Linked DNA regions of Homo sapiens: regions 1 and 3 are each linked to region 2. The links are chromatin loops, found by intact Hi-C in ENCODE. Cell type or tissue: heart left ventricle. All regions are shown on one strand.

Region 1 (8,000 bases), 80 kb after region 2:
CCACAAAAAGGTACAGAGAAGAACAGATTTAACCTCTGTGTTCCCACCACCCAGCTCCAATACTAACCATTACCAACAGACTTGAAGCCCCTTGAATACTCCTCCCCATTGCATCCCCCTCCCCAGAGTGACAGCCACCATCTTGAATTTGTTATTTATCATTCCTACAAATTATTTAAATGTTTGCTACATGTGTGCCCATACATGATATATAGAATTATTACATGTTTTCAAACATTATACAAATGAGAACAGTCTCTATGTATCTTTCTTCAACTTACTTTTTTTTTTTTTGCTCAAATTTACCCTGCTGATGGGAGCTCTTTATTTATTCTCTTTGCAATATAATATTCCATTGTCAAATGTGCCACACTTGATTTCCCTCTCTCCTGCGAATAGACATTTAGGAAGACCCCGTTGAGCTCGTTCCTGACCTCCTTTCTCTCAGGTAGCCAACAGCCCCTCTTTTACTCTGTTGTTTTGCAAAAAGCCTCCTGACACTATTTTCCAAAGCAACCCCCCACCCTACTTAGGCCTTCATCATCTGTCACCTGGACAATCCCAAGAGTCACCTAATTGGCTCCTGTCACCCTATATGGTTCCACTTGGCCTATTCCCCCAATCTCAGGTCAATCCTGTTACTTCTCTGCTCTAAATGCCCCTGTGGGCACAGCTCCCCCAAGCCCCAGCTTGGTCCCCAGCTTGACCTCCGGGGTCCTCCCCTGTCTGGTGCCTGCCTTTCCACTATCACCTCCCAGTAACCCAGTCTCCCTGTCCAGCCTTCCTGGCTGTCCCCAGGTGTCCTGCCCAGTCCACCTGTGTGTTTTCAGCTATCCCCTGCCTTGCAAACTTTCCTGCTAAGTCGAATCTCTATGGCTCTGCTCTGCACACCTCTGAAGGTCACAGCACCACTCACTGGCCCCTGCCACACCTGTGAAGTACCTATTTAAGTCCAAGACAGTCCCTCTGTGGATGGAAACTCCCCAGTGGCATCAACAGCAGCAGCAGCATCGCCACTTACTGGCATTAGCAGGTGTGGGCATGCTCATGCCACCAAGTCGGGTAATTCTCCCCTTAACCTTCTGAGTAGTCAGGGAGTCCTAGGGCCACTTTATAGGAAACCACACCCCAATTCACCTGCCCAAAGCCCAGGGCCAGTCAGTTGGTAATGACAGGGATGGGGCCAGGTTTCTTTTTTTTTTTTTTTAGACGGAGTCTCGCTCTGTTGCCCAGGCTGGACTGCAGTGGCACAATCTCGGCTCACTGCAAGCTCCACCTCCCGGGTTCACGCCATTCTCCTGCCTCAGCCTCCTGAGTAGCTGGGACTACAGGCGCCCGCGACCACGCCTGGCTAATTTTTTGTATTTTTAGTAGAGACGGGGTTTCACCGTGTTAGCCAGGATGGTCTCCATCTCCTGACCTTGTGATCCGCCCACCTTGGCCTCCCAAAGTGCTGGGATTACAGGCGTGAGCCACCGCGCCCGGCCCCGGGGCCAGGTTTCTAAGACCCTGTTGACCTCCTTGCCTCGGCCTCTGTCTCTGCTGCCTCCATTTAATTTTTTGTTTTCTTCCACATTAACCTTCCCTAAGCTCCATCTCAGTTCCCCTGCAGGCCTAGAATGTTCTTTCTTCTCCCCTCTTTCTACCCAAATTTCCCCTCCTCAGCTCCAGAACTCTTCCAGGGAGTCTTCCAGGATACACTGGTCCCCAGTAAGCACTTAGGTCCCTCTGAGCCCCTATGGTGACTGGCACCCAGGACTCCATTTTATTAACAGCCATTATGTATTGAGGGCATATTATGCACCAGACATCTTTTTTTTTTTTTTTTTTTTTTTGAGACGGAGTCTCGCTCTGTCGCCCAGGCCGGACTGCGGACTGCAGTGGTGCAATCTCGGCTCACTGCAAGCTCCGCTTCCCGGGTTCACGCCATTCTCCTGCCTCAGCCTCCCGAGTAGCTGGGACTACAGGCGCCCGCCACCGCGCCCGGCTAATTTTTTGTATTTTTAGTAGAGACGGGGTTTCACCTTGTTAGCCAGGATGGTCTTGATCTCCTGACCTCGTGATCCACCCACCTTGGCCTCCCAAAGTGCTGGGATTACAGGCGTGAGCCACCGCACCCGGCCCAGACATCTTTTTATATATCATTAATCTTCTCAACAAGCCAGTGATGTAGAGATTATTACTCCACCCCATTCTACAAATGAGAACTCTGAGGCCCAGAGAGGTCCAGTGGCTTTCCCAATGCCACAGACCTGGCAAGCAGCAGAGCCAGGATTTGAACCCTTGTGTTTACTCCCTCACAGCACATGACAGTCGGCTGATCTCCATCTGTTTCCCAGCCAGAGAAGCAGCTCTCAGAGAACAGAGACCCACCCTGTGTTTCTCTGGTGACCACCCACCCTTACCCCCTGTACCTGGCCCACTCCTGGAGCCCAAGCATGGTGGCCTTGTATAGACAGGCCTGCATTCCAGGTCCCAGAGCAGGAGAGGCCCTCGTGGGAGGGCCAGGGCCAGAAGCCCAGAGTGCCAGCTTGGTTACCCAGCCCACCACTGCACTGTCCCTGTTAATTCAGCCAGTCTTCTGAAGGTTGCCAGCCCCCACGCCCTGTCCCTGGCCCCTCCTGGCTAGGACAGAGGGCCTTTCAGCCTGGGCTGCCACCATGACTGCCTTCTCAGGAGGGGCTGTTTTTCTAAACTTTTGATCCTGAGGCGGATGCAGACTGCAGGCCAGTGAGGTGTCGGGGGTTCTGTGTGGTGGGATGTCCCACCCTGGGGGTCCATTTCTGGTCACCTAGAGATGACTGCAGATGGAAGGGACCTCTGGTGTCAGTATATCGGGTAGTAGCATGTGCATGTGTGTGTGAAGGTGTGTGCTGTGCATGAGGGGTGTCATTTTAAAGTCCCCACCACAGACAGGGGGATCTTTGTCTGCACTGCTCTGCCTCACCGTCCCATCAGAAGGGCCCCTGTCTGATTATTTTTATAGGGTAATTCAGACTTCTCTGCCTCACTCTGTCCTTCAGTGACTGTTTCAAGATCAATTTACCTTATTCTGCTTAGAGTAGAATGGCAGCTGGGGAACTCAGAAGCCAGGGCCTAATTCCCAGCTTCGAGGCGCTCGGAGCCTCATTTCCCCACTCGGAGCCTCCAGAGAAGGAGGGAAGCAGCGATCACCAAAGTAAATCGTGTCACTAGAAAGCAGGGGCAAACCACAGGGTCTCCCTCTTCTCTTTCCCCACCGTCAGCCACAGGTTCATTTTTTTTTTTAAACCCAGAACCCGGATTGCTCATCTGCAAAGATTCTTTATTCTTAATGCTTTATCTGCTCATCTCTTTGACTCTGCCTCAGTCTCTTCATCTATAAAATGGGGATAATAATACCTAACTCAGAGTCGTTTTGGGGATGAAATGAAATATAAAGCTTCTAGGATAGTGCCTGGCACATAATGAGGGCTCATTAACTGTTAATAATTATTACTATTAAAAACAGGTACTGAGCCCTCCGCTGTACGGCGGCTGGCATTCTCAGGGAAGTTGTTCTGTGCCCCGGAAACAGGCAAGTTTGTCCAGAGGAGCCGGTCTGCTTTGTTTAAAGCGCCCTCTGCTGACCATCGGCAAGAAGGCCTTGGGCAAGGTGGCGAGTTCATGGTGGGGGAGCGAAGTGCTGAGTGCCAAGGGGAAGGGGGACTTCTGTCGGATGCAGAGCGCAGAGCGCTACTTATCCCACCCCTAAAACGTCCGGCTTGGAGTATTTCTCTTTTTTTTTTCCCCAGGTTCCAAAGATAGCTTCCCCAACAGGGCTCAGCAATGCTAAGACCAGGACAAGCTGCCAGCTGCAGTTAACAGCCTACTCCCTGGCTGTGAGTTAACAGTAGAAAGGAGAGAAGCTACATACCCAGCATGCAGCGCTTCCTGAGGCAAAGCGTGATGGGGGTTGGGGGTGGGGTGGACATGTTGGTTCATACTTCGAATAAGGTAATAATTGTGGGAGGGCTGCCCCATGTAGGATGTCAGATCAGGAAGAAAATAAATTACTGAGTCTATAAGCCCAATGCACCCAGAAGGTGGTGGTTCATAACAGCTCTTGTTTCTTATATTGCAAGACCCTCTCCTGTACCAGTGTCCAAAATAGATCATCACCCCACCTGCAAATGCACTGACCATTCACTATATCCCTGTGAGAGGAATAAAAAGAGGACTCTAGTTGAAGCAGGAGAAACTGAAGTTAGACCGCGGGAAGGACGGTCCTGAGAATAAAGCTAGGTGCAGTCTTGTCCCTCCAGAGTCTGGCATAGGAAGAATGCCCCCGGGGCTGGTCCACAGAACTGACTACTTCTTCAAGGGGGCAGAGTAAGGGGGCTGGGAGACTGGCAGCCAACACCTAAGGATTCTCTGGGGCATTCTGGTAGGTCCCAGCTGGGAGGGGAAGAAGGGGAAAGGGGAAGCGGCCGCAGCAAAATCATGGGTAATTGTTTTTATTGCATTGTAGAGAATGCCATTGTCCACAGATTACATGCAGCTAGGTTTACCGTACAAGGCCCTGGCAGCCTCCACGGAGGGCTGGGAGGGGCAGATTACAAAACACATCAGTGCTACTTTTTTAAACAGTATCTGGTGGGGAGACTCTGAGACCAAGCTGAGCTCCCCAGCCCCTCTCGAGGTACCATGGGGGACAGGGAATTCACCCCAGGCCCTACACAAGCGTCCAGAGGATTAGGGCTGTGGTGGAGCAGGCCTGCAGAGTGGATGAAGGTGAGACAGAGAAAGCGGGGCGAGTGAGCGACAGACAGAAATAGATGGACGAAAAGGACAAAAGACATGCCTGAGAGTAGAGAGAGGTCAGCAAAGACTCACCCTCCAGGTCCTTCTCCCAGCATTTGGCTGGAGAGTTCCAGCAGTTTGGTGATTTGTGGGAAGGGTGATTGACTCCAGTTCAGCTTTCTCAACACCCTCCCCTCCCCTGCTCCCCAAATACACTCTTCCCTGGGCCTTGTCCCTAGGGACAGGCCTGGGACTCCTTTCTGCCCTCAAGGAGGGAGTGTCCAGAAGGTGGCGTAAGACCAGTGAGAGCCGGGTGCAGTGGCTCACGCCTGTAATCCCAGCACTTTGGGAGGCTGAGGCTGGCGGATCACCTGAGGTCGGGAGTTCGAGATCAGCCTGACCAACATAGAGAAACCCCGTCTCTACTAAAAATACAAAAAAATTTAGCCCGGCGTGGTGGTGCACGCCTGTAATCCCAGCTACTTGGGAGGCTGAGGCAGGAGAATCACTTGAACCTGGGAGGCAAAGGTTGCAGTGAGCCGAGATAGCATCACTGCACTCCAGTCTGGGCAATAAGAGCGAAACTCCATCTTAAAAAAAATAAAAAATAAAGACCAATGAGACGGCTGAGGCCCTGGGGATGTGCACAGGGGTCTGAGGCGGCGGGAGGGGCTCTGTGTTGAGGAGGGGCAGCAGGTGGGGAACCAGGACTTAACACGGGATAAGAGGTGCAGGCTGGTGTGCTGGGGCTGGGGGAGGTGTCAGGGGCCATCTTTGGCTTAGCAGCTTGGCCCTTGGCCTCTTTCCTTGCAGCCTATCCAGGGTCCCCTTTGTATAGGTTGAATGATCCCGTTTCCGCCGTGAGCCCACTATGATGACCATGGTCACCACACAGTGTGCCACGTGGGTGTGCACGCACACTAATGGTCCTACTGCTTCAGGATGCCACCACCACACCTGGGCACTACACACACACACGCCTATCCAGGCAGCCCCCTTGAAGACGTGGACAATGGGCCTGGAAGGACACCTGGGAATGGGTGTGGATGTCTCCAGAGCTGGTGGCACAGGTAAAAGAACCCTGCGGCGGTGGTCCTCTCCATCCCTGCAGCAAATCAGCTGCCTTGCTCCAACACTCTGGCAAGAACTTGGATTTCAAACTAGTGAAAGAACTAGGGCAAAGGATTGGGACTCTGGAAGAAAACAGGAAAATGACAGAGAACCCTGTTTAAGCGTGGAAGGGACAGGAGGCACAGGGGAACCGGAGGTGGGTGGGCCCTGTCCACAGTGAGGGCACATGCCCAGCGCCCCTGCAGGGCTGCTCATTCCATCCACTCACAGAAACCACCACCACAGCGACCCTCACGTTGCTGCTGCTCTGCCCAGGCTCCCCGAGCAGAGCGATCTTTCAGCTTTAATGCTCCTCCCCTCCCGCACCTCGGTGACACACACAGGGCCCGGTGAATAGAGGACGTTTAATATTTCTGTGCTGGTCAAACGGAACACAGGTGGGGAATACATGGGGAGGGGGCGGAGGGCCCCCTGCCTCTCAGGAGGGGTGGCTTGTGAGGGGTGTATGTGGGGGGTTCTTGGGAAATATCCAAGGAGTCTTCTCAGTAAAGGGGCCAGGCCAGGGGTGTTATGAGCATCCGATACGCCCAGTCCTTGGCCTTGAGTTGGGGGTCCCCCATAGGGGGTCTGTGGAGAGTCTGACTTTTTTCCAGCTCTTTTGCTAGAATCCACACTCCCAGCACGACGGGTGACTTGGTCCTAGAGAGGGGTCTGGAGAGCCCCCAGGAAGCAGCCCAGGGTCAGGGAGAAGGGCTCCCGTGCCCACTCCTGAGGGGGTGAGAGCCCGCTTTCTCCCCTCCTTTCTCCTTCCCCCAGGCTGGGCAGGAGCGGAAGGGAGGGGGGCAGGGCCCTGCCTCCACTGAGCCCCAGGGTCCTCAGGGTGGATGGAGGAGGGGTGGAGAGAGAAGGTCTTGGCCACCAACAGACACTGTAAACTTTGGTTTAAAACAATAACTTAAGTGGAGGGAGGGCTTCCAGCCTGGGGCCGGGGTGGGAGACTGGGAGGGCAGGTGCTGGGGAGGCGACAAAGGAAAAAGCCAACAAAAAGTTTTGGTTTTTGCTTCCGGCATAAGAAAGGTCTTTGGTCATCCGTTTAACTGGTGGGGCGGCGGGGGGAGAGGCGGGCAAGGAAGGGGAGCTGAGGGTGACTGCAGAGGAAGGGGAGCTGAGGGAGGGTGAGAGGACTGCAGAGAGGCCTGCAGGCTGGATGTGGGTGTGGAGCCGGGGTCCAGCCTGGCCTTCCCCTGGGCTCCCGGCCCAGGCCCCGCCTCTGGCCTCAGGGAGAGCTTGGCTCCACCTGCAGAAGCGCACCTGGCACAGACCTCTGTGGGTGAGGCGGTACCAGGCCTCTTCCCATGGGGGCGGCTGGAGGAGCCCCCAGCAAACGGGGGTGGGGGTGGAGGCCTGGCTCAGCCTGGTTCTGTCTCAGGTTGGGGGCGGGTCTGGAGCCAGGTGGGCCTGCTCACACGGACCCCCACAGGGCACACAGACAGTCCCACCCCAGCAGCAGAGGGGGCTGTTTCTTCTGGGGATGGAGGCACAGTTCCTCCACCCAGGCCAGGGCAGGGTGGGAGCTGGGGTGGAGAGTTCTTTCTTCACAGTACGGAAAAGAAGGCGGAAGGGAGCACGAGTTAGGAAAGTGGGGGCCTCTGGCCAGAAAACACGGCCAGAGCCAGGTGCCAGGGGGCCCTGGGTTTGAGGGGTGGCTAAGCCCCGCCTGCGGGTCTCCATGATGCTGAGGGGCCCTGTGGGGAGAGCTGGTGGGGGAGGAGGGCCCTGCTGCTGCTGGTGGTTGGGGGGAGGCAGTTTCAGATGTGGGGAGGGTCTGAGGAGGGGTCTGAACCCTCCGTGTCCTCTACTGGTCCAAGACCAGGGGTTGTGTCCCTGGGGGTGGGGACCGTCCCTGCCCCTACGTGTTTTTGTCAGGTCACACTGGGAGCTGCTGGCCCGGGCCTCCCCGGTCTGAGTCCTGGACTTGCCTTGAGGCTCGGGAGGGGCTGTGGAGTTGGGGGAGATGGGGCCTGGATTCTGGAAGGGAGGGGTCTCACCCCAGCCCTGCCGGTCACTACAGGCCCTTAGGACAGTTCTTCTCCCGGCAGCTCCTCCTCCAGGTCCCTGTCTTCCGGAGGCCCCGAGGCGCTGGGGTTAGGGGCGCCCAGGGGAGGCCC
Region 2 (8,000 bases):
GCTAGTTACTAGGATGGGAGGAGAATTCCTTCTAGAAGTTCATCTATTTGAGAAAAGATCTCTCCCTCTCCCAAATCAGGAAAGAATCAGGAAAGCTCAAGACAGATGAGTTTCTGTCCTGGAAGTGAGGCTGAGGTCAAGGGAGGCTTCTTGGAGGAGCAGTCATGCTGAGAAAGTTTTCTTAAGGCCATTGGGCTGGCAGACAAGAGGCCGGGCTCACGCCTATAATCCCAGCACTGTGGGAAGCTGAGGCAGGCAGATCACTTGAGGTCATGAGTTCAAGACCAGCCTGGCCAACATGGCGAAACCCCATCTCTACTAAAAATACAAAACTTAGCTGGGCACAGTGGTGTGTGCCTACAGTGCCAGCTACTAGGGAGGCTGAGACAGGAGAATTGATTGAACTCAGGAGGTGGAGGTAGCAGTGAGCCGAGATCTCGCTACTGCACTGCATTCCAGCCTGGGCAACAGAACGAGACTCCATCTCAAAAAAAAAAAAAAAAAAAAGAAAGGTAGGCTGGGCTGGAGTCTTGGTAGTCTGGGAAGGAGGCTGCTCTGAATTGCCTGGTTTCATGAGATTAATGAAGTGGGCAGTGGCAACAGAAGTCACCAGGAGGGCCCATTCTGTGCAAACTGAGATCAGCCACCTCCACCTCCAGGTCTGGGGTTGCTGGGTAAGACTGGGACAGGCCACATAAGCTCTGCAACCAGAGCAGTAGCAAGGATTTGGCCACTCTTCTGAGCATGCACCTCTAATTTGCCTGGCCTGCTGCTGCAGGGACGTGCGCTGGAACAAGGGCACCATCCTCAAGGCCTCTGTGGATTACATCCGGAGGATGCAGAAGGACCTGCAAAAGTCCAGGGAGCTGGAGAACCACTCTCGCCGCCTGGAGATGACCAACAAGCAGCTCTGGCTCCGTATCCAGGTCTGGTCCTGAACTTGGACTTCTTTGGTAACTCTGACCCTTAACCTGGCTCCTGGCCCTAAGGGGCAGTACTTGTACTTCTGAAGTTGGAGACACAGGAATAATGCCCATTAGGAAGGAGGATGTATCAGTTAGGATGTTTTGCTTTGGTAACAAACAATCCTCAGCATCTTTAAGCAACACATATCAGCTGGAGGTTCTGTTCTGTGAGACCCTCATTCTGGCACCCACGCTGCTGGCACCCAGCTCTCTGATGGCACATCTAGAGCTGGCTCTTAAAGCCATTGTCACTCTTAAGGTGCCACATGTCACTTCTGTTCAATGGGCTTGGCCAATGCAAGCACACTCTACAAGTACTCTAACCTCAAGAGGCAGGAAAATGCAAACCTATCATGTGCCTGGAAGGTAGAGAGCTGGAATCATTTGGTGGGTGGCACTAGGAATCTCCACAGGGCCAACCTAAAGAACCAGGAGCTTGGCAGAGTCAGCCCTACCAGCTGGAACTGAGAGTTCTAGTCCTGGCTCTGAGTTGAGGGCCTCTTGTCCTCTTTAGACCTGAGGCTGGCCCTTTACACAAAGGGCAATTGGACTGCACCTTGTTTCTCTTTCTTATGGTAGATGACACAATTTACATTAAAATCTAGCACACACAGGCACAAAGTGAAAAATCAGTTTCATGAAGTAACGCTCCCCTCGTCCTTAATAGATGCAATGCATTCTAATAATTTCTATTCTAGTCTAGTCTAGACAAGTCAATTTCAATTAAAAAAATAGAAAGCTGGTCAAGACTCACTACGGTGGCTTCACAACCCACTAATGAGTTACGACTTGTAGTCTGAAAAAACACTGGTCTAGACTCTAGAGCTACCCTATGCTTTCTTCCAGCGGAAACACTTTGGGTCTTGGGTGCCGTAGGGCAGGGGCAAGTGCTGTGATAGAGGCCCAGGGGAGGGGTCCTGGTGGCTGGTGCCCATAGGTGTGTTCCCCAGCCTTCTGTCTGCTCCCCTGCAGGAGCTGGAGATGCAGGCTCGAGTGCACGGCCTCCCTACCACCTCCCCGTCCGGCATGAACATGGCTGAGCTGGCCCAGCAGGTGGTGAAGCAGGAGCTGCCTAGCGAAGAGGGCCCAGGGGAGGCCCTGATGCTGGGGGCTGAGGTCCCTGACCCTGAGCCACTGCCAGCTCTGCCCCCGCAAGCCCCGCTGCCCCTGCCCACCCAGCCACCATCCCCATTCCATCACCTGGACTTCAGCCACAGCCTGAGCTTTGGGGGCAGGGAGGACGAGGGTCCCCCGGGCTACCCCGAACCCCTGGCGCCGGGGCATGGCTCCCCATTCCCCAGCCTGTCCAAGAAGGATCTGGACCTCATGCTCCTGGACGACTCACTGCTACCGCTGGCCTCTGATCCACTTCTGTCCACCATGTCCCCCGAGGCCTCCAAGGCCAGCAGCCGCCGGAGCAGCTTCAGCATGGAGGAGGGCGATGTGCTGTGACCCTGGCTGCCCCTGTGCCAGGGAACAGGGGCCGGCCTGGGGGCTGGGAGGGCCAGGGGCACCTCCCTCCCACCCTTCAGGCTGCACTGTGTGTGAAGTAGCCACCTGCCCTGCCTCCCTCCTCCCCGTTGGCCCCTGTTTGGACTTAGTGCCTGTCTGGCAGCCTGTGGGGTCAGGAGAAGCACCCCCAGGGCAGCCCTCTTGACTGGCGCAGTGGGAAGAGGCCTTCAGCCCCTCTCCCGGAGATGGAATCGCGGGGCAGGGAGGGGCAGGGTGTTCTAGAGGTGAGAAGAGGGCCTGGTGGAGATTCCCTGTCTTCTGAGCCCGAGCCCCTCATTACCAGTGAAGGACATGCTTGAGGGGTTCGGGAAGCTCCTCATCTGAGGCAACTGGTCCTGGGGGTGCTCAGGCCTGCCTTTTTGGGACTCAGATGGCAGGAGGTCCACCCCGCAGCCTGGTCCTCGGCTCTCCCACAGGTGGGCACCCCCCACTTTGGTGCTAATAGCTCTCCACCAGGTGGTGTGAGCGCGGGGGCTGCCAGAAGCGGGAGGGGTCACTGCCGGAAGAGCAGCTGCCCTCCGACCCCTCACTTTGTGCCTTTAGTAAACACTGTGCTTTGTACTTGCTGGTCCTGTCTCTTTGGAGTGGGTCTAGGGCTGACAGCGAACGGGAGGATTCAACCCAGCGGGCCCCCTCCAGAGTGCGGATGCTGCCTGAAGGGAGTCGGGGTGGGGGGTACAGGGAAGAGGGAACACGCTTGTCACACGCCTCAGCCCTGCCCGGGGAAGACGAGGGGTTTGGGTGCTGAGGGGGGCACGGTCCCTCCTCACGGCCACGAGGTGGCGCTGCGGCCACGCCGGTTCCACACCTCCAGCGGCGGCCGGAGCGAGACTAGTTGATGTGGCGAGAGGGTTGCTCACAAACCAAGTGCGCCGCCCTTAGCTGCTTATTTGGGGCACCCTGGGCCCGGGGTGGGGGGCATGCTTCTTCTGTCCCACCCCTGTTCTGGGGGTGACCTCCCCAGGTGGGCGGCCACCCGGCTTGAGAAGCTGTAGCTGGGCGCTCTGGAGGCGGCGCTCGCGCTCTGTCTGCCAGACGGGCTTCCCGGTAACTGAGGGGCTGCGTCCTGCTAGGGCTCTGGGGAAAGGGACCCCCGTGAGCTAGACAGGGAGGAGATGGGAGTCCAGGACGGCGCGTGGGGTGTTATGGGCCCGGGTCCCCCCGCCCCGCTCTGGCTCTGGCAGCGAGGCCTGGGCGCGGCCTTTCCTCCGAGCTGCAGTCCTTGGGCCTCTGCTTGGAGACGTTGGTGTTTATGACCTCGCCTAGGAGGGGGACATGGGCTGGGGACAGTCAGGGTTCGACTGGCGGCTGCTCGAGCCCCGGTGCCTGGCGGGAACAGGGAGAGGGCTTTTCGGGCTTCATCCAGTTCCCCTCTGCTCTCCACGGCCGCTTCAGGCAGAGACCAAAATGGCTCCCCGTCATCGCCCTGAGAGGCTGAAGGGGCCTAATTTAAAAAAAAAAAAAAATCCCGGGATGAAAATGGCTAATAGGGCAATTTCCTCTGTGCCGAACGGGAGATCAAATCAACGTTGAGCAATTAGCGTGCGAGGGGAGAGAAGGAAAATGGGCCGGGCGGCTGGGCGCTGATGGTGGCCGGGCTGGCGCAGGCTGCAGGATTAATCTCAAGGTCAGATGGAGCCGGGGATGACCTTGTGGAGCCTGAGCCAGCCGGGGCGCTGGCGCCTCCTCCTAGTTCCAGGTTCCACCCCACCACCTGGGACTTACCCATGCCCTGGAAACCCCTCTGAGCCCCGTCTGGGTCAAGCCCTGAACTCTGTGAGACACCTGATTAACTAGGCTTGGCCTGCCTTGGCCGGGGGATGAAGGCTCCGGGAAGTCCCAAGGCCGGTCCTTCAGGCCCCTGAGAAGTCTCTCCCGACCCCACTGGCTCTTCCACTTCACCCTGGGGATTGACCTAGTGGAGTGGAGGGCTGCCCACCTGCTTCCTCTCACAGCCCTTCAAGATCACGGATAGCCCTTCCTGCCAGCAGATGTCTGCTAAAAAGAAATAAATATTTAAAACATTTTTAAAAAGGAAAAAAAAAAAAAAAGAAAAAGATCACTGATATCCCCGCCTCCACCTGCCTGCTGCTTTCCTGCCCCTGGGCTCCTTCAGCCTGGCCACTACCTCTGGCATTGGAGTATGGACTGCATATTCGACAGGACAGAGGGTGTGAGTGGGGTTCTGTCCACAAGAGGGTGCCCTGGGCCAGGACTAGGCAGCTGCCCGCCGCGGCTGGTGGGGGTGGGGGAGTCTCAGCTTCATTGTACATTCCAAGCTGTCTGCCTGGGTGGCTCCCATCCTGCCTGGGAGTCCTGCAGTCCTACCGATTTGGCTGAGGCCGGCCCAGGAACTACTTCCGGTATTTCAATAAGCCACCAGAAAGTGTTCCTGTTTCTGAGACCAGCCTGAAGGACCCTCACTTTGTGGCTGGAATGGAATCTGGCTGGTGATTATGAACGACTCTGATTCAATAAGAGGGCAATGCATCCTTCAGCAATATTTATTTGGTGGACAACACCTTTCCAAGTGTCAGGTCCATGGAGGAAATTCTTTTTTTTTTTTTTTTTTTTTTTTGAGATGAAGTCTCACTCTGTCTCCCAGACTACAATGCAGTAGCGCAATCTTGGCTCACTGCACCCTCTGCCTCCCGGGTTCAAGCGATTCTCCTGCCTCAGCCTCCTGAGTAGCTGGGACTACAGGCGCACACCACCACACCCAGCTAATTTTTTATTTTTAGTAGAGATGGGATTTCACCATGTTGGCCAGGCTGGTCTCAAACTCCTGACCTCAGCTGATCTGCCAGCCTCAACCTCCCAAAGTGCTGGGATTATAGGTGTGAGCCACCACACCCGGCCTTTTTTTTTTTTTGAGATGGAGTTTTGCTCTTGCTGCCCAGGCTGGAGTGCAATGGCATGATCTCAGCTCACTGCAACCTCCGCCTCCCAGGTTCAAGCAATTCTCCTGCCTCAGCCTCCTGAGTAGCTGGGATTACAGGTGCCTGCCACCACGCCCAGCTAATTATTTTGTATTTTTAGTAGAGATGGGGTTTCATCATGTTGGCCAGGCTGGTCTTGAACTCTTGACCTCACTCAGGTGATCTGCCCTCCTTGGCCTCCCAAAGTGCTGCGATTACAGGTGTAAGCCACCGTGCCCAGCCTGGAAATTCTTTTTTAAAAGGCAGAGTAGGGCCAGGTGTGGTGGCTTGCACTTGTAATGCCAGCTACTCAGGAGGCTGAGGCAGGAGGATTGCTTGAGGCCAGGAGTTTAAAACCAGCCTCGGCAACATAGCAAGACCCTTAACTCTATTTTTTTTTTTTTTAATTAGCCAAGCATGGTGGTGTACACATGTGGTCCTAGCTACTCAGGAGGCTGAAATGGGAGGACTGCTTGAGCCCAGAAGTTTGAGGCTGCAGTAAGCTATGATCATGCTATTGCATTCCAGCTTGGGCAATACAGCAAGACACTGTTTCTAAAAAATAAAAAGGCAGAGTAAGGACATTGGCTGGTGTGGACACAGGAGGGATGAGCCTGTCCAGCCCCTTCATTTTAGGGAGGCTTAGAGAACAAACAGACACGTACAGTGGGAGAGGAAGCAGAGAAAGAGGTCAAAGCTAAGAGGACGAGAAGCAGTAGCTCCCTTGGATCCATTGTGGGGCCCTCGGCAGGAGCCAGGCTGCTGGGGTAGCAGAGGTGGTGAGGGTGGAGGATGCAGACAGAGCCCCAGCCCCTGACCCTGCTGTCTTCAGCTCCAGTTCCTGCATCTGTCTATCCCCATCAGCTGCTCGGCCTGCGTTAGTACCTACCTCTTCAGCCTTAGGAAGTTCTGCATGTCCAACTGCATCTGCTGGGCGGCCGGCTCCACCATCTGTAGAACAGGGCCTGGGAGGCTAGAGTTGGAGTGGCAGCCGGGGAGGGGGTTGCAGGGCCTTGGAATGTGCTGCTTGGAATGCCATGTTTCCATTATCCATGGTTCCTTTAAAGCAGAGATTCTTCCTTTACTGTTTGACGCCATTAACTTAGATGAGAGTCTGATACATGCTACACACCTTCTCCCCAGACAAACACACACATAGCCTCCTAAAAACTAACCTCAGGTTCAACACTCAAGCTCTCAACCCATGCCCCGTGCTCCATCTCAAAGCCCATGCCCCTCCCCTGTCTTTCAAGCTGCCTGGCTCAGCTGCAGCCGCCAGAGAGCCCCTTCCCAGGCACCTGGGTGTACCTCCTGCCCCCTCACCTCCTGGAACTCCTACCTCTTGGGGCCCAGGCCCCATCCCCCTCTCAGACTTCTCCAGCCTCATCTTTTTTTTCTTTGCTCTGTTCTTTCCAAGGGGGGCAGTGGAATTTATACAATATTTAAGCAGCCAGAGCCGAGTCTGGGAAGATATTATTAATGTAAAAGGGACGGGCTGCAAATGCTTTTGGACCTGGTTACAATTAGAGGGTGATTTTTCTAAAGGTCAATGAATTCAGATAATATCCACAGGGGGGAGAGAAATTTAATACCTTTTTAGTGAATTAATTAATTATAATATTATATCGGCTTGGGGTTCTTTTCCAGAGTGATTAAGGGAGCTATCTGTCTTCTGTGAGGCCGGAGACCGGCGCCTGCCGCCAGCGAGGACCCTGGCGCAGGGCTCAGGATGGGGGGCCCTTCCCTCTCCTCTCACCCATGCAGTGGCCAAGGAGCTAGGGGCTTGTTAGGCATGAAAGAAGACAGGCCGGACCTGGTCAGGGCTGAGGGTGGTGCAGGTATTGGCCTTTCCCCTTGGCCTGTGTCTTCCACCCCCGGGTCTGGCCCTCCTGCTGCCATGTCACCAAGCCTCATGCCATGGTGGCCTGAAGAGCTGAGATGTGGGGTATGGCCTCTTTCTTTACACTTGGAGAAACTAAGGCTCACGGGCTTCAGGGACATGCCTTAGCTCCACTGTGGGTTAGGACAGACTGAGGTGGCAGAGCTGGCTGGAAATACCGAGAAGACAAGAAGGACCTCCCTAATACCTCCCAAACCAGGCCTTCTGGAAAATCTCCACCAGCCAGAGGTCTGTGGAGCTGCCTGGGAAGCTTCTCCATCTCTTTCAGGGTGTATAGTGTGCCCAGCCTCTGCTTATAAAATGAAAATGCCCCAGGAGTATTGATACCTCCAGTTGCTGTGAGGCCTAAGATTTCTGTCCCTGGAGGGATCTGAAAGTGGCCAGGGAGTGGTGCTTTTCACCCATTTATTCATTTATTCATACTCAGTCAAATGTTCATTCAACAAACATTTGTGGCACACCTGCTCTTGTGCCATCAGAGAGACCTAAATATCACCTCTTGAGCCCCTGCCCACTTCATCTTAAGCCCCAGCTGCTCATCTAAGCAATGGAGGGTGGGGTGGGGAGAGCTCCGTGGTCCCTTTCTGTCCAGACAACAGTCCTAACTCAACCTGAAGGCGAGAAGACTGGCTGGGATGCGGTGGGTTTGTGGAGCAAAGTGGGTGCTCATTCACTCAGCATACCCTGAGCACCCACTTTGAGCTG
Region 3 (8,000 bases), 310 kb after region 2:
GGAATGTGCCCCGGTGCCCCAGCGGCCGGGATGGGGGAAGGGTCGTGGCGGGCCCAAGGACTTTCTACCACGTAGGAAAACAGACTTTCTCCTGCCAGAGTTATCATACCTTAGCTTTGACCTTGCCTGAGCCGGGGCAGCGAAGCGGTTAAGCTCTTTGGGTTTGGTGTTTGGTCGCCTTGGGTTTCAGTTTCTCCTCCTCGGTTTTTAGCTCCACGACCTTGGTCAAGTCACCTTTGTGACTCAGTTTCCTCGACTCTCAAATGGGTATAGTATAGTGCTTTGCTCCTTGAGTTGCTGTCAGGATTAGATGAGACAATGCACCCTAGCGCAGGAGATGGAACTTGCCAAGTGCTTAGGAGACGTCAATTCATTTTGTGGGGGCTGTGGCGCAGGGTAGGTGGGGTGGGGGTAGCCAGCAAGCGTGGGGCCCACAGAGAAGGGGCTTGAGCTGGAAACCCATGACTCCCAAGCTCTGGGGAAGGTGCGGGCTGGGGAGAGTTCTGAGCGTTTTGACATGAAATGAATAAAATGCAAATGATATTCAAAGCAAGATGCTAATGAGGATCTATTCTTTGAGCGTCCACAGCCCCGGCAGTGCCCATAATAGTGGCGGGGCTGGTGTGAACTCGAGGATGGGCAGGGCCCTGCAGTGTCTCGAGTGTGTGTGTGTGTGTGTGTGCGTGTCAGCGCGCGCCTCCTCCGGAATGTGCGTAGCCGGCTCCGGGTGTGCTCGCGCCGACATGAAAATGAGGTCAGGGAAGGTCGTTCCACTCTGCAGCATAAATCAAGGAGGAGAGGAGAATGGATGTGAGAGACAGTCCCCGGAGACCGCCCCGAGAGAGGCAGAGCGAGGGAAGAAGGAGGAGAGAAAAGTTCTGCGTAGAATAGGCGAGAAGCGGGCCCAGGCGCTCTCCCTCCCCGAGCTTCCCGCCCCGATGGCTGAGCCGCGGCAACACCGCGTCCTTAAGCCCCATCCTCCTCCCCCATCTCCTAAACCTTTAACTCTTTTTTCTTTCTTTGCCCCCAAACTTAAATGTTCCTCCTCTAAGCGCTCTTTGTGTGAACAGTGAAGCTCCTGCCCCCAGCCTCCCCGGGAACGTGTAAGTGCCCACGCGCACACACCAGTCGCACGCGCAATCGCACACTTGTTACACGACTGCTCAAGCCGGGGCTCGCGGGGGAGTCCTGCGGGGATCAGAATAAAATGTTCCAGAGAGGGCTGCTTTCCGCCGTCCCCCTGCCCGGCTACTGCGGCCCGGGTGCGTGCTTTCTCCACGCAGTCCGCGTCTGTGGCCTCCCCAACACTCTGCTACCGTCGTCCCCCGGGCTCTTCCTGCTCTTCGCCCTCCGCCGGCCGCCCAAGGAACACGCAGCTCCAAGCCAGTACTTCCCTGTGCGCTGTCCTGAGACTCCTCTGGGGATATCGGGAGGTTCCGGCTGCCCTAGGCCGGAACACAGGCACAAGTCCGGGGCGATCGCTCTCTGGGGAAGCAGGGCCAGCGTCCCAGAGCCCAGGGTGAGAGAGGGAGAGGGATGTCGGTCTAACTACCCAGCATCTTCAAGACACCAGGACACTAGGACCAGAGGGAAGGATGCAGGGAGCAGGGCTGGGGAAGAGGAAGCAGTGCATAGAGGAGGCTGTCCCGTCTCTCTCTCTCTTTCTCTCTCTCTCTCTCTCTCTCTCTGTGTGTGTATGTGTGTGTGTGTGGGGGGGGGGTGGGGGTTCCTACTGCCACTCCAAGAATGGGGAGAAAGCAATGAAGAGATGAGCTGCGCCTACGGTCTGTGCTCTGGGCCCAGATCAGACTTACCTGCTGCCGTATTCTCTTCACCACAATGAATAGCAGCAACAAGATGATGCTGAATGCCACACAGTAGGCACAAAATAAGCGCACAATACATATTGAATTAAATTTACCAACAGCTGTCACTATCACGATCCTTCCTGAGTCTCCACAGCTTGTAGATTAATTAAGTCATTCACTCATTCCACAAATACTTAGCAAGTACCTATTAAATGACTGAGCAACAGGAAGACAAGATCCCATCCCTCAGGGCGCTTATACATTCCTGGGTCAGAAAGACAGGAAACAGATAAACACAGTCACACAACATGGTATCAGGCAGGACAGCCCTTTGTGCTGTGAAGGAAAGATGAAGTGGGCCAGAGAGGAACTTGGGGAGGAGACAGAGACCCAGAAGAGAATGAGCCATGCAGACTTCTGAAAGGGCAGGGTCCCCGCGGAGGGAACTGCAAATGCAGTGGCCTAAGATGTGGAAAGTGCCTGGAATGGAGCTCAAAAAGGAGGAGAGAGGGTGGAGGTGAAAGGGAGGGTCAATGGAAAGTCAGGAGGGTCAGATTCTGTAGCGTTTTGTAGGCCATGATGAGGGAGAGAGTGTCTTGAATTATATACTAGGTGTGATGGGAAGCCAGTGGATTTTTTTTTTTTTTTTTAGATGGAGTCTCACTGTCTCCCAGGCTGGAGTGCAGTGGGGCAGTCTCGGCTTGCTGCAGCCTCCACCTCCTGGGTTCAAGTGATTATCCTGCCTCAGCCTTCCCAAGTAGTTGGGATTACAGGCACCCGCCACCAGGCCCGGCATTTTTTTAACAAAAATTTTTTTCAGTAGAGACGGATTTCACCATCTTGGCCAAGCTGGTCTCAAACTGCTGACCTCAAGGGATCCTCCCATCTCAGCCTACCAAAGTGCTGGGATTAGAGGCATGAGCCACCGTGCCGGGCTGGAATATTTTTTTAAAAAGAGAACGATGTGGGTCAAGTGTGGTGGTTCATGCCTGTAAACCCAGCACTTTGGGTGGCCGAGGTGGGAGGATCACCAGCCTGGGCAATCTAAGGAAATCCCATCTTTACAAAAACTAAAAGGTTAGCAGTCATGGTGGTGCGCATCTGTAGTCCTAGCTATACTGAGGAGGCTCAGGTGGGAGGATCGCTTGAGCCCAGGAGGTCAAGGCTGCAGTGACCTGTGATTGTGCCACTGCATTCAGCCTGGGCAATGGTAAAACCCTGTCAAAAAATGCAATTTTTGTTTTCAAAAACGATAAACAAAGACTAGAGAATTTAATTTATCCATGGGTTTCAGGTTTGAGTATATATATTTTTTTATTTTTGAGACGGAGTCTTGCTCTGTCGCCCAGGCTGGAGTGCAGTGGCACAATCTCGGCTCCCTGCAACCTCCGCCTTCCGGGTTCAAGCGATTCTCCTGCCTCAGCCTCCCGAGTAGCTGGGACTACAGGCACCCACCACCACGGTGGGCTGATTTTTGTATTTTTAGTAGAGACAGGGTTTCACCATGTTGTCCAAGCTGGTCTTGTACTCCTGACCTCAGGTGATCCGCCCGCCTGGGCCTCCCAAAGTGCTGGGATTTACAGGCGTGAGCCACCGCGCCCGGCCCAGGTTTGAGTATTTCTTAATCAATGATCTCCAAATGTTTCCCAGTCCAATGCGTTAAATATGAACGCTTAGGCAAGATTGCTCCGGAAGGCCCGGGAAATACTTGACCGGCTTATGCCCCTCCCACCCCTACTTTTGAGGAAGGTGCCCGGAATGGGACATGGATAGGGTCCCGGAATTGGCCTTCTCCGGAATCGGAATCTGAGCGAGGACTCCGGGATCCCCAGCCTGAGGACCTCCGGCGTTTCCACTCCCTGGCTCCCCGTCCCACCTGTTGCCTTTGCTATGCCTACCCTGGTTCTTTTTCGTGCTATGGAGACAGCGTGGGCAACTCCAGCGCAAGAAGGTAAGATCCGGTGTCTCTCTGGCGCTCCAATTCTGGCGCTCCAATTCCGCTGCTCCTTAGGCGGAGGAATTCTCTCCTTTCCCCCAGTGAGTCTAGTTGTGGGCAAAGCAGGCTCCGTGGTCCCACACCGCCTCCTGGTGGTTATGAAGGATACTGCAGCCGGGGTTGATACAAGATACAGAACTTTTCCAGCGCCGACAGGGGGCGCAGGAAAAGGCTTACGGATTGCCTGGCAGGTGCCAGGTGTTTTGCACGGCGTCTCACTTACTTTATTTAATCAATAGAGTAACTCCAGAAGAGAGAACTGTCATTTCCCATACTATCCAGATAAGGAAATTGGGGCTAAGAGAGGCAATGCACTTCGATTAAGAACATAGAGCTAGTAAAATTGCAGAGTGATTCTCTCACATTCACACCATCTCTTGGTGCACAGAGTGTGAGAAGAGTAAAATATTGGCTTCCATCCTAGGCCAGGAGCTCTCCCTCTCCTTGGCTCTGAAGAATCATCTAGAAAATACCTTTAGCTGATGTACTGAGCTCCCAAATTAGTCTCTGGGAATGTTCCAAGGTCCTTTCTCATTCTCCATTTGAGCCCATTTCAGATGGGTTCATGGGCCTGCAGGTTGAGACCGGTTCAGGGACAGCTGGGAAACTCTATCATGCATGTTGCATGGATGGGGAGTTAGAGGTCTCTGTCCTTTCTCTGGGATTCAGGCTCCTTGAGCAATCTTATCCCTGAAGGTGAAGAACAAGGTGCTTTGTTCTGAGTGGGGCACTCCTGCGACCTCAGATACTCAGACAGAACAAACGAAGAGCATGGAATGGGTGACCACACTGAGTCGACCTCAGTTCTTCTCCATCTTTAATCCCAAGGTCAGGAGACCTCTGCTTGGCATAGGGCTCTTTCCTTCGTGTTTCATTTTCATTAATTAATTTAGAGGAGTGCAGTGACACAATCATGGCTCATTGAAGCCTCAAACTCCTGGGTTCAAGTGATGGTCCCACCTCATCCTTCTAAGTAGGACTACAGGTGTGCACCACCATACCCAGCTAATTTTCAAAATCTCTGTAGAGATGGAATCTCGCTATGTTGCTTGGGCTGGTCTTGAATCCTAATTCCTGGCCTTAAGCAATTCTCCAGTCTCAGCCTCCCAAAGTGCCAGGATTAGTGGCTTGAGCCACTGAGCCCAGCTGGGCTCCCTCTTTATCAGGCATTGGAAATGCTCAAGCTGCTTTTGCACCTGCAGTGGTCAGGCTGGGGAAAGGTCTCTGGGCAGAGCCCCTCCCCTTCTCCTGCCTGAGATTCCACCCACTCCAGTGCAGAGCTGAGAACCATTCTCCATCCTCTGCTGCTCCCTAGTGGGCTGGGATGCAGCTGTCACTGGTCTCCTTCCCACTAGGCTGCGGCCACTTTCTGCCTTCTCTCCTTCCTTCTCCAGAGGGATGCTCCTTCTAGAGACAGCAGGTGTCCTGGAAGAGAGATGTGAAACTTCGGGAAAGATCTGGCTGCAGAACATCCTGGAATTGTGTCCGCATAAACCCAGGGTCATTGCCCCCACCAAACGCTGAATGCCCTGTGAGGAGCCAGAGGAGCCCCCATTTAGCGTGATGGATTCATATTTTAAAAGTAAAAAAGACAGACACAAAATGACTTTGACAATCAATTTTTAAAGCTGTTAACTTTTAAATAATTATAGATTCATAGTGTCCCAATCCATTTGGTGTTGCTGTAAAGGAATACGTGGGACTGGGTACTTTATAAAGAAAAAAGATTTATTTGGCTCACAATTCTGCTGGCTGGAAGATTGGGCATCTGGTGAAAGCCTTAGGCTGCTTCCATTCATGGCAGAAGGCAAAGGGGAGCCAGTGTTTCCAGAGATCACATGGTGAGAGGGGAAGCAAGACAAGGAGGGAGGTGCTGGACTCTTTTAACAATCGGCGCTTTCGGGGACTAATAGAGTTAAGTACTCACTCCTCCAAGGGCATGCATGTATTAATGAAGAATCCATGAATCAAAGGACCCCCATGACCCAAACACCCCCCAATAGGTTCCAACTCCCAACACCATCACACTGGGGATTAAATTTCAACATGAGATTAGGAGGAAACAAACATTGAAACTATAGCATATAGGAAGTTCAAGGGTAGTACAGAGAGGTCCCAGGTAACTTTCACCCACGTGTGGACTCTTGTAGCCCCCGCAGTAATCAAGACACAGAACCATTTCATCACCCCAAAGACCTCTTCCCTGCCATCCCTTGGTGGTCATGCCCAGTCCTCCCTCTCTCAACATTCTTAGCCCCAGGCCACCGTTAATGTGTTTCCCATTTCTGTGATTTTGTCATTTTGAGAATGTGATATAGAAGAAATCACAGAGTATGGCTTTTTTTGTTTTTGTTTTTTTTTTTTTTTGAGATGGAGTTTTGCTCTTGTCACCCAGGCTGGGGTGCAATGGTGTGATCTTGGCTCAGTGCAACCTCCATCTCCCGGGTTCAAGCGATTCTCCTGTCTCAGCCCCCCAAGTAGCTGGGGTTACAGGCACACGCCACCACACCTGGCTAATTTTTGTATTTTTAGTAGAGATGGGGTTCACCATGTTGGCCAGGCTGGTCTCAATCTCTTGACCTCGTGATCCGCCCCCCTTGGTCTCCCAAAGTGCTGGGATTACAGGTGTAAGCTGCCGCACCCGGCCTTGTATGTCATCTTTTAAGACTTTTTCATGCAGCACAAATTCCTTAAGATCCATTCAGGTTATTGCATGTATCAATTGTTCATTCTCTTTTATTGCCATGTAGTCTATGGATGTACTGCAGTTTAACTGTTTATCTGTTGAGAGACATCTGGGTTGTTTCCAGATTTTGGCTGTTATAAATAAAGCTGCTATGAACGTTCATTTACAGGTTTTTACGTGTACATAAGTTTTTATTTCTCTGGGATAAATGCCCAGGAGAGCAATTGGTGTTTCTTATGGTAAGCGTAAGTTTAGTTTGTTTTTTTAAAGTAACTGCCAAACTTACGGATGTAAAAAATACGAAACTCTTATACACTGTTGGTAGTAATGTAAATTGGTATAGCCGTTATGGAAAACAGTATGGAGGTGCCTCAAAAAGTTAAAGATAGAATTACCATGTGATCCAGCAATATCTCTTCATGCTATATACCCACAGGAAATGAAATCAGTATGTTGAAGAGATATGTACGTCTCCATGTTTATTACAACACTATTTATCATAGCCAAGATATGGAATCAACCTAAATATCCACCAACAGATGAATGGATAAAGAAAATGTACATATACACAATGGAATCATAGTTACCCTTTAAAAAGAAGGAAATCCTGTTATTTGCAAAAACATGAATAAACTTGGAGGACATTATGCCAAATGAAATAAGCCAGGCACAGAAAGACCACTACTGCATGATCTCACTTATATGTCGAATGTGAAAAAGCCAAATTCATAGAAGCAAGAGGAGAATGGTGGTTATCAGGCATGGGGAGTGGGGAGAAATGGGAAGATGTTGGTCAAAGGGTACAAAGTTTGTTAGGTAGGATGAATAAATTCCAGAAATCTAATGTACAGAAGGGGAACTATATTTAAAAATACTGTATTTTATATCTGAAATTTGCCAAGAGAGTAGCTTTTAAGCATTCTCATCACACACATGTGAAAACGATAACTATGTAAGGTAATGAAAATATTCATTAGCTTGATTGTAGTAATCAGTTTTACTATGTATATCAAGCCATCATGTTATACACCTTAAATATACACAATTTTTATTAAAAAATAAATTCTTAAACTATTTTCCAGAGTGGCTTACCATGTACACTCCCACCAGTAGTGTGTGAGTGATCCAGTTGCTCTTCATTGTCACCAGCATTTAGTCTCATCACTATTTTTTATTTTAGCCATTCTGACAGATATGTGCTAATATCTCATCATGGTCCTACTTTGCATTTCCCTAATGGCTAGTAGTATGGATATCTTTCCATGTACTTATTTGCCATTGGTGAAAAGTCTTTTCATGTCATTTGCCTATTTTCTAATTGGATTATTTGTTTTTTTTTACTGTTGGGTTTTGAGAGTCATTTTTATATTGGGAATTTGAGTCCTTTGTGAGATCTGCATTGTGCAAATATTTTCTCCCAGTCTATAGCTTCTCCTTTCATCCTCTTAATAGGGATTTTTGCAAAGTAAAAGTTTTAAACTTTGATTAAGTCCAATTTATTGATTTTTTT

The links. Peaks named below come from ENCODE experiments on the same cell type or tissue, not always from the same donor. Only the 100,000 strongest peaks of a DNase experiment are listed, where the experiment ranks them.
Region 1: it touches region 2 in a loop (15-fold over the local background); 106 of 110 quality-filtered maps call a loop at or near these places.
Region 3: it touches region 2 in a loop (16-fold over the local background); 102 of 110 quality-filtered maps call a loop at or near these places.

Annotation. Positions count from the first base shown.
Region 1 is chr6:41,598,844-41,606,843 of GRCh38, reverse strand. It overlaps FOXP4 (forkhead box P4), which reads right to left. Exons shown (of 17, transcript NM_001012426.2): 17 at 4,460-8,000. The coding sequence ends at 7,908. Among named protein-coding and RNA genes, the nearest start is that of MIR4641, 4.1 kb to the right of the region's middle. RefSeq lists enhancers at 3,479-3,773, 7,436-8,000. In heart left ventricle, CTCF peaks have their summits at 3,609 (motif pointing left), 4,831 and 5,034 (motif pointing right); DNase peaks (open chromatin) are centred at 3,593 and 5,073; H3K4me3 peaks cover 576 bases.
Region 2 is chr6:41,679,016-41,687,015 of GRCh38, reverse strand. TFEB (transcription factor EB) reads left to right here. Exons shown (of 9, transcript NM_001271944.2): 8 at 779-926; 9 at 1,938-3,038. The coding sequence ends at 2,417. Among named protein-coding and RNA genes, the nearest start is that of MDFI, 45 kb to the right of the region's middle. RefSeq lists enhancers at 3,295-3,474, 3,495-3,574, 3,109-3,934, 3,935-4,761 and a silencer at 3,191-3,485. In heart left ventricle, CTCF peaks have their summits at 3,257 (motif pointing right), 4,453 (motif pointing right) and 4,661 (motif pointing right); DNase peaks (open chromatin) are centred at 3,275 and 4,705; H3K4me3 peaks cover 1,408 bases; H3K27ac peaks cover 1,580 bases.
Region 3 is chr6:41,364,980-41,372,979 of GRCh38, reverse strand. No RefSeq gene overlaps it. Among named protein-coding and RNA genes, the nearest start is that of NCR2, 33 kb to the right of the region's middle. RefSeq lists enhancers at 788-1,741, 3,021-3,521 and a silencer at 2,183-2,383. In heart left ventricle, CTCF peaks have their summits at 1,374 (motif pointing left), 3,718, 3,924 (motif pointing left) and 5,120 (motif pointing left); DNase peaks (open chromatin) are centred at 875, 1,389 and 3,909; H3K4me3 peaks cover 1,912 bases; H3K27ac peaks cover 982 bases; H3K27me3 peaks cover 5,008 bases.